Linked DNA regions of Homo sapiens: region 1 is linked to region 2. The links are chromatin contacts, found by Hi-C or POLR2A ChIA-PET in ENCODE. All regions are on one chromosome and are shown on one strand. The core of a region is the stretch at or near the end of the contact, and the rest is flanking DNA. Distances in the headings are between cores, read along the strand shown.

Region 1 (2,700 bases), core at 117-2,616, 92 kb before region 2:
AAGCACATATGCGGCAAATGGAGAGACAGCGAGAAGACCAGGAACAGCTACAAGAAGAGATTAAGAGACTTAATAGACAATTAGCCCAGGTAAGGGTCTTGTAGTCCCCTTTCTCTCCCCAGTTATTTTTTTTTCCAAACACCAACTTGAACCAGATCCCCAATTAAAACAACAGTATTTTTTATGTAGCCATAATTTTTTTTTTTTTTTGCCGAAATCTGAATAAACTACATATATTTAGCATCAGGAACACACTCTATACTAAGACAGCAGCTTTAGATCTTGTTAGGGACACCTATCTCAACCTTGGAGTGGGCATTGTCTTTCTGTCATTTTATTTAACTCCTTTTTCAAGCACTGGAAAAGTGGCTACACGGTTTTGTTTTTTTCTTTTAAATCATTCCATTAGCCATATATAGCAAACTCACTTTGACATTTTGGAAATAACATTGTGCTGAGGTGCTCCATTATGCAGTTACTATCATTCAGTTTTACTATCTTCATTTATAGTTTTGTGAGTCCACCAATTAGCATCTCGAAGGTTTACCTTTATCTGTCTTTAATCCATCTTTTTAATCATGAATGGAAATCGGAAGTAGTATGCTTCTGAAACTCTTTCCAGGGAAACATCTCTTCTTGATTTGAGAAATGCAAATTTATTTAACATTCTTATCCCTTTCTTGACTAAATTTAAATACTTCTTGGTATTTGGGAGCTGGATTCTTGTCAACTGCTGTATAAAATATACTCACAAAACCATTGCAGAAAAGCAAGAAATATTTATGTAGAAGTTCTTATGAAAACTTATTGAATTTAATTTTGAAAACTGAAGCTAAGAGAGATAATAAATATCTAGAGATAACTATTAACAGTATTCTTTCAAACATAAAATAATAAGATAATTGGGAGCTGAGCATAAAACATTATTTGGAAAAATTAACTTTGCTTTTCTTCATTGCATTTTGTGAATTCAAACTTCTTAATTTTCAATGCAAAATTGACAAAAATTAATTGAACTGCACAAATTCCTGAATATATAGACTTAATTGGCTTTTAAAAAATATTTTAAATTTTGCATTGATCTTTGTATATACTTTTAACCCCTTACGATGGAATATGAATCATAAGTAGAACCAGGGCCTGTTGGTCCCGGGGGTTAAAAGAAATCTGCTTAATATTTCTACCCTTTTTCTCTATCACAAACAGTATTCTTTCATGACCTTTTTTCTTATTTAGAGATCCTCCATAGATAATGAAAACCTGGTTTCAGAGAGAGAGAGGGTGCTTTTAGAGGAGCTGGAAGCACTAAAGCAGCTGTCTTTAGCTGGAAGAGAGAAGCTGTGTTGTGAGCTGCGCAACAGCAGTACGCAAACACAGGTAGTATGGACTTTGCCCCACCTAGGAGCAATGGATCACCAATTCAGTAGGATTTGTTTGTCTTTGTTGTTGGTATGAGATGTATTCTTTTATAGGTACTGAGCTTAACATATTTGTGACTGCATGTGTGTAAGGTAGGTGGAGTCAAAATGCCTTACATTTCATTTAAGGTAATTTGAATCTGACATTCTGTTAACAGCAAGTATTGTTTCACCAAAGAGAACCTAACAAACTTTATTGTTGCACTACAGCATGGATAATTTGAACCCATTAAAATTTTTTATTTGTGTACGAGAATGTTTTATCCTCTTTTGATAACACTAATCTCGAGTGTAGTTAAATATTATACCAACCAGTATCAATTTTGTGCACAGAGGTTTCTATTTTATCTCATACCAATATAGAAGAATGACATGCTGTTTCCAAGTTGACAGGTTTTCTTTCTGTCTTCTCCTCTCTTCCTTTACACAAACTTAAACAGAATGGAAATGAAAACCAAGGAGAAGTTGAAGAACAAACATTTAAAGAAAAGGAATTAGACAGAAAACCTGAAGATGTGCCTCCTGAGATTTTGTCTAATGAAAGGTATACAAAATGTGTACTTTTTCAGTGCAAAGTAAATTAAAATGGTTGTTTCAATGTAATAGACTTTGTCCTTATTTTTATCTTGTACATTGATACTTTGTCTTAAAAATCATCATACCATCTGTGTATGAAACATGTCCATGTATGTGTAGTATGTAAAGGATTTTCAGTTTTTCATCATTAAATAGATAACATTTTAAAAAAATCTTTTCTATATAAATTTTGATTGGATATTAATCACATACTTAACTGTTAATCACCTGATGTTAGCAAAACTTTTCCTTACTTTGATTTTGTAGAGGTTAATATAAAAATGTGAAATATTAAGTGAGAATAGTTATCCTACATTAGTATTAAAGACTTTAAGCACAATATTTTAAACTTTGTTTTGTTCAAATGAAAATAATTTCTTTAATTTTAAATTAAAACTAATATTTACTTCTTAATTTCCTCCTTTTCCAATTTCTGTGACTGTCAACCCTCTTGTGTCCTCCTAACCTCCTTCCTCAGCTTGCATGGAGGAATTTGGCCCCTAAGATTTTGGCTTCCCCATTGGATCATCAGTATGGAACGCAGTCAGTATGGAACTCAAACAAGAAAGACAGTGTATGAAAATTAGAGTTACCACGGCAATATAAAATAAACACTTTGTTTATTTTATATTATTTATCTCTAATTGGTAAATTTTGAAAACTATGCAGTATTTAATTTCTAGGAATTTTTATAGTAAGTGCCAAT
Region 2 (2,700 bases), core at 143-2,642:
ATGGTTCAAACAAAAATTATTTTAAAAGCTACTTGGTCAAAAGTTTGTACATTGCATTGTCAGTAAAAGGGTAGTTTTCAAAAGCTACTTATTGCTGACTGTAAAAGGCACAATCAAATAACATTTGGGAGATTGAAAGCTAGGTTAATAAGGCTGTTAAATTGAAGAAAATGATTTTTTTTTTTTTTGAGACGGAGTCTCATTCTGTCGCCCAGACTGGAGTCCAGTGGCGCAATCTCGGTTTACTGCAACCTCCGCCTCCTAGGTTCAAGTGATTCTCGGGCCTCAGCTTCCCAAGCAGCTGGGACTACAGGCGTGTGCCACCACATCCAGCTAATTTTTGTTTTGTTTTGTTGTATTTTAGTAGAGATGGGGTTTCTCCATGTTGTTCAGGCTGGTCTGGAACTCCTGACCTCAGGTGATCCGCCCGCTTCGGCCTCCCGAAGTGCTGGGATTACAGGCGTGAGCCACTGCTCCCGGCCGAGAAACTGTTACATTATTAGCATCAGAGGAAGGCCCTTACCACACTCCAGTCACTACCATTACCACACTCTACACATCCTCCTTAATATGGGTATAAACCACCATTAGGGGCACTGCTACAGCCCACAGAACACTGAACCACACAGGGCAGCCTCCAGGATGACGGGCCAGCTGCCAACAGCATCTCCGTCAGGACCCCCACCAAGGGCCCCAACGACCACCGGGTCGTTCAAACCCACAGCCGCCAATCCAGCCACCGCCACTAGGGGCACCACTGCTGCGGTCAGTACAGACCGCTACAACCACAAATGCCGCAACCACGACCCCGTCTAGGATCAGATACACAGCCGGGGAGGCCAGCACCGCCCCCCAACACAAGGCAATGGCGGGTGCTACAGCCAGCGCCACCAGCAGCAGTGCCGCCGCCGCAGCCACTACTCCAGCCCCCAGCGCGCCTGCCACCAAAGCCACGCCAAGCATGGCCGCAGTCGCCCCCGCCCTTGCCATCCACTGAGCCGGTCGGGGCCACGGAGCCGCCCACGCCAGCCCTTCGGCCGCCTCAGCTGCGGCGCGCGCCCCACTCAGACCCTAAAGAATGTACGTACCACCCCTGCGGGCAGCTGGACCAGGTGGCCGGCGGCCAGACGGATCAGGTAGACCAGGCTGAGGGTGAAGGCGCAGGCGATCAGCAGCATGGACAAGAGGTTGCCGCCTGTCACCTTCTCCATCGCCTGGCCCAGCACCGACCCACCCGCCTGCAGCAAGCCCAGCAGCAGCATCCCAGCCGCCGCCGCCATTCACTCCGTCGGAAACACTGAAGGCCGAGGTCGCCACCGCTCCTCCCAATCGACGGAACGAGAGAAGCTGGCAGATGGTCGTCCACAGGGGGCCTTGCCCCAGGTCTCCTACTAAACCCAGCCCCACCCCTCGGGTCCCACGCGCGCCACCCCGTGCGTCACAGAATGGGGCGGGATGTTCCGCTGGCCACGCCCCTTAAATAACACTCTGTGAAGCCGTGGTCTTCTTGCGCGGGATAGGGCACCTGAGGAAGCGGGCTGCGCCTGTGGCACAGTGGTACGGGGCCGGAAGATAACTTACCTGAAGAGGCGATCAATCCCTGAGAATCGCGGGCGACCCGTTTTTTGTGTGCCCGGGTGCGGGGTGCCGGGACACGGCGTTGAAGGCGCTGAGCGGAGGGATCTCAGGGCGAGCTCGAGCGGCGACGGCGCGCTCTGTGATTGCACCGCGAGCGCCTGAGGTGATCTCGGCCTACATCGCGTCAGCGGGGCCTTGGGCGTGAGCACCGCCCCCTGTCCGGACGCAGGGTACTGGGGCACCTCGAACTGTGGCACCTCACCCTTCTCCGGGGCCACGTCTTGGGGACTCCGACAGCCCCAAATAAGCCCTCGGGGACTGGGGTTGTGAAAAGCGAGGTCGTGAAGACGCCGGCCTCATACCGAAGGGTAGGACGGTGAGGTCAGCCCCGTCCCACTCCAACTAAAATCAACCTGACAGGTATTAATATGCCACCATGAAGTTAACAAATGTTGGTGATTAAGTATGCTAGGTTTTACGAAAACAGATTTTCCAAAATAAATGTACATGTTTTAGGACGTCGCGAGCCGTTTGAGGCAGCATTCCCCAAGGACGCCACTTAGTCTGTAGGTTTAGCGGCTAGAAAGATTCAGAAGCTGAGTTCAGTCCTGCCGCCACAATCAATCTTCGCTCCTATGGCTTCACAGAAGCGTCTCCCATGACTACCAAATTTAACTCCTTCCAGATCACCCACGGGAGCACCTGACCGGATTCATTTATTTAATCAATGTTAAGAACTAGGTTTTGTGCTAAGCTAGGGGATAGAGCAGCGAATGAGACAAAACTGCAAGGCCCTGGGGGAATTAGTAGGAATATCCAGTGAAAGGGAAATTAATGAATTTTATAAGTATACTAATCAAGAAGTATATTCTTTTCCTTTGAGGTAGAATGTAATATAGCACCTCCCCTACCCAAGGCCTGGGTTAAGAGTATATTAACTGCTTATTTCTCCCCTATGCGTGGAGAGGCTTATCTGTGTTCCATCGTTTCACATTCCTTGAGGCACAGCGAGTTCTTGCTTCCCTCCCTAGCGCTGCTGTAAAGTCACAAAACTGATTAGCAAGTGTTACAAAAGCATGTATTCCCAAGGACGTAAGACATATGGTGTAACAAATGTAAGAG

What was found. A loop is a pair of places that touch in the nucleus more often than their neighbours do. ChIA-PET counts read pairs that join two places held with the same protein, here RNA polymerase II (POLR2A). Pooled maps may share reads with other maps.
Region 1: a map of prostate gland shows a loop between it and region 2 (4-fold over the local background). The contact joins the enhancer-like site here to the promoter of CYP51A1 in region 2. A Hi-C loop is called at or near these places in 1 of 168 maps with a recorded cell type or tissue (prostate gland) and 3 of 50 pooled maps. POLR2A ChIA-PET finds 5 or more read pairs at or near these places in 3 of 52 experiments (A673, Caco-2 and Panc1).

Annotation. Positions count from the first base shown.
Region 1 is chr7:92,040,810-92,043,509 of GRCh38, forward strand. It overlaps AKAP9 (A-kinase anchoring protein 9), which reads left to right. Exons shown (of 50, transcript NM_005751.5): 18 at 1-89; 19 at 1,237-1,377; 20 at 1,859-1,962. Among named protein-coding and RNA genes, the nearest start is that of CYP51A1, 92 kb to the right of the region's middle. RefSeq lists an enhancer at 1,226-1,520 and a silencer at 1,226-1,520. Within about 2 kb of position 1,367, at least 3 of the 41 ENCODE cell types and tissues checked have a DNase peak (open chromatin) inside an H3K27ac peak, as active enhancers do.
Region 2 is chr7:92,133,085-92,135,784 of GRCh38, forward strand. CYP51A1 (cytochrome P450 family 51 subfamily A member 1) reads right to left here and starts at 1,393. Exons shown (of 10, transcript NM_000786.4): 1 at 1,089-1,393. The coding sequence starts at 1,280. CYP51A1-AS1 (CYP51A1 antisense RNA 1) reads left to right here and starts at 1,479. Exons shown (of 3, transcript NR_122110.1): 1 at 1,479-1,998. RefSeq lists enhancers at 728-1,554, 729-778, 939-988, 1,359-2,018, 1,555-2,381.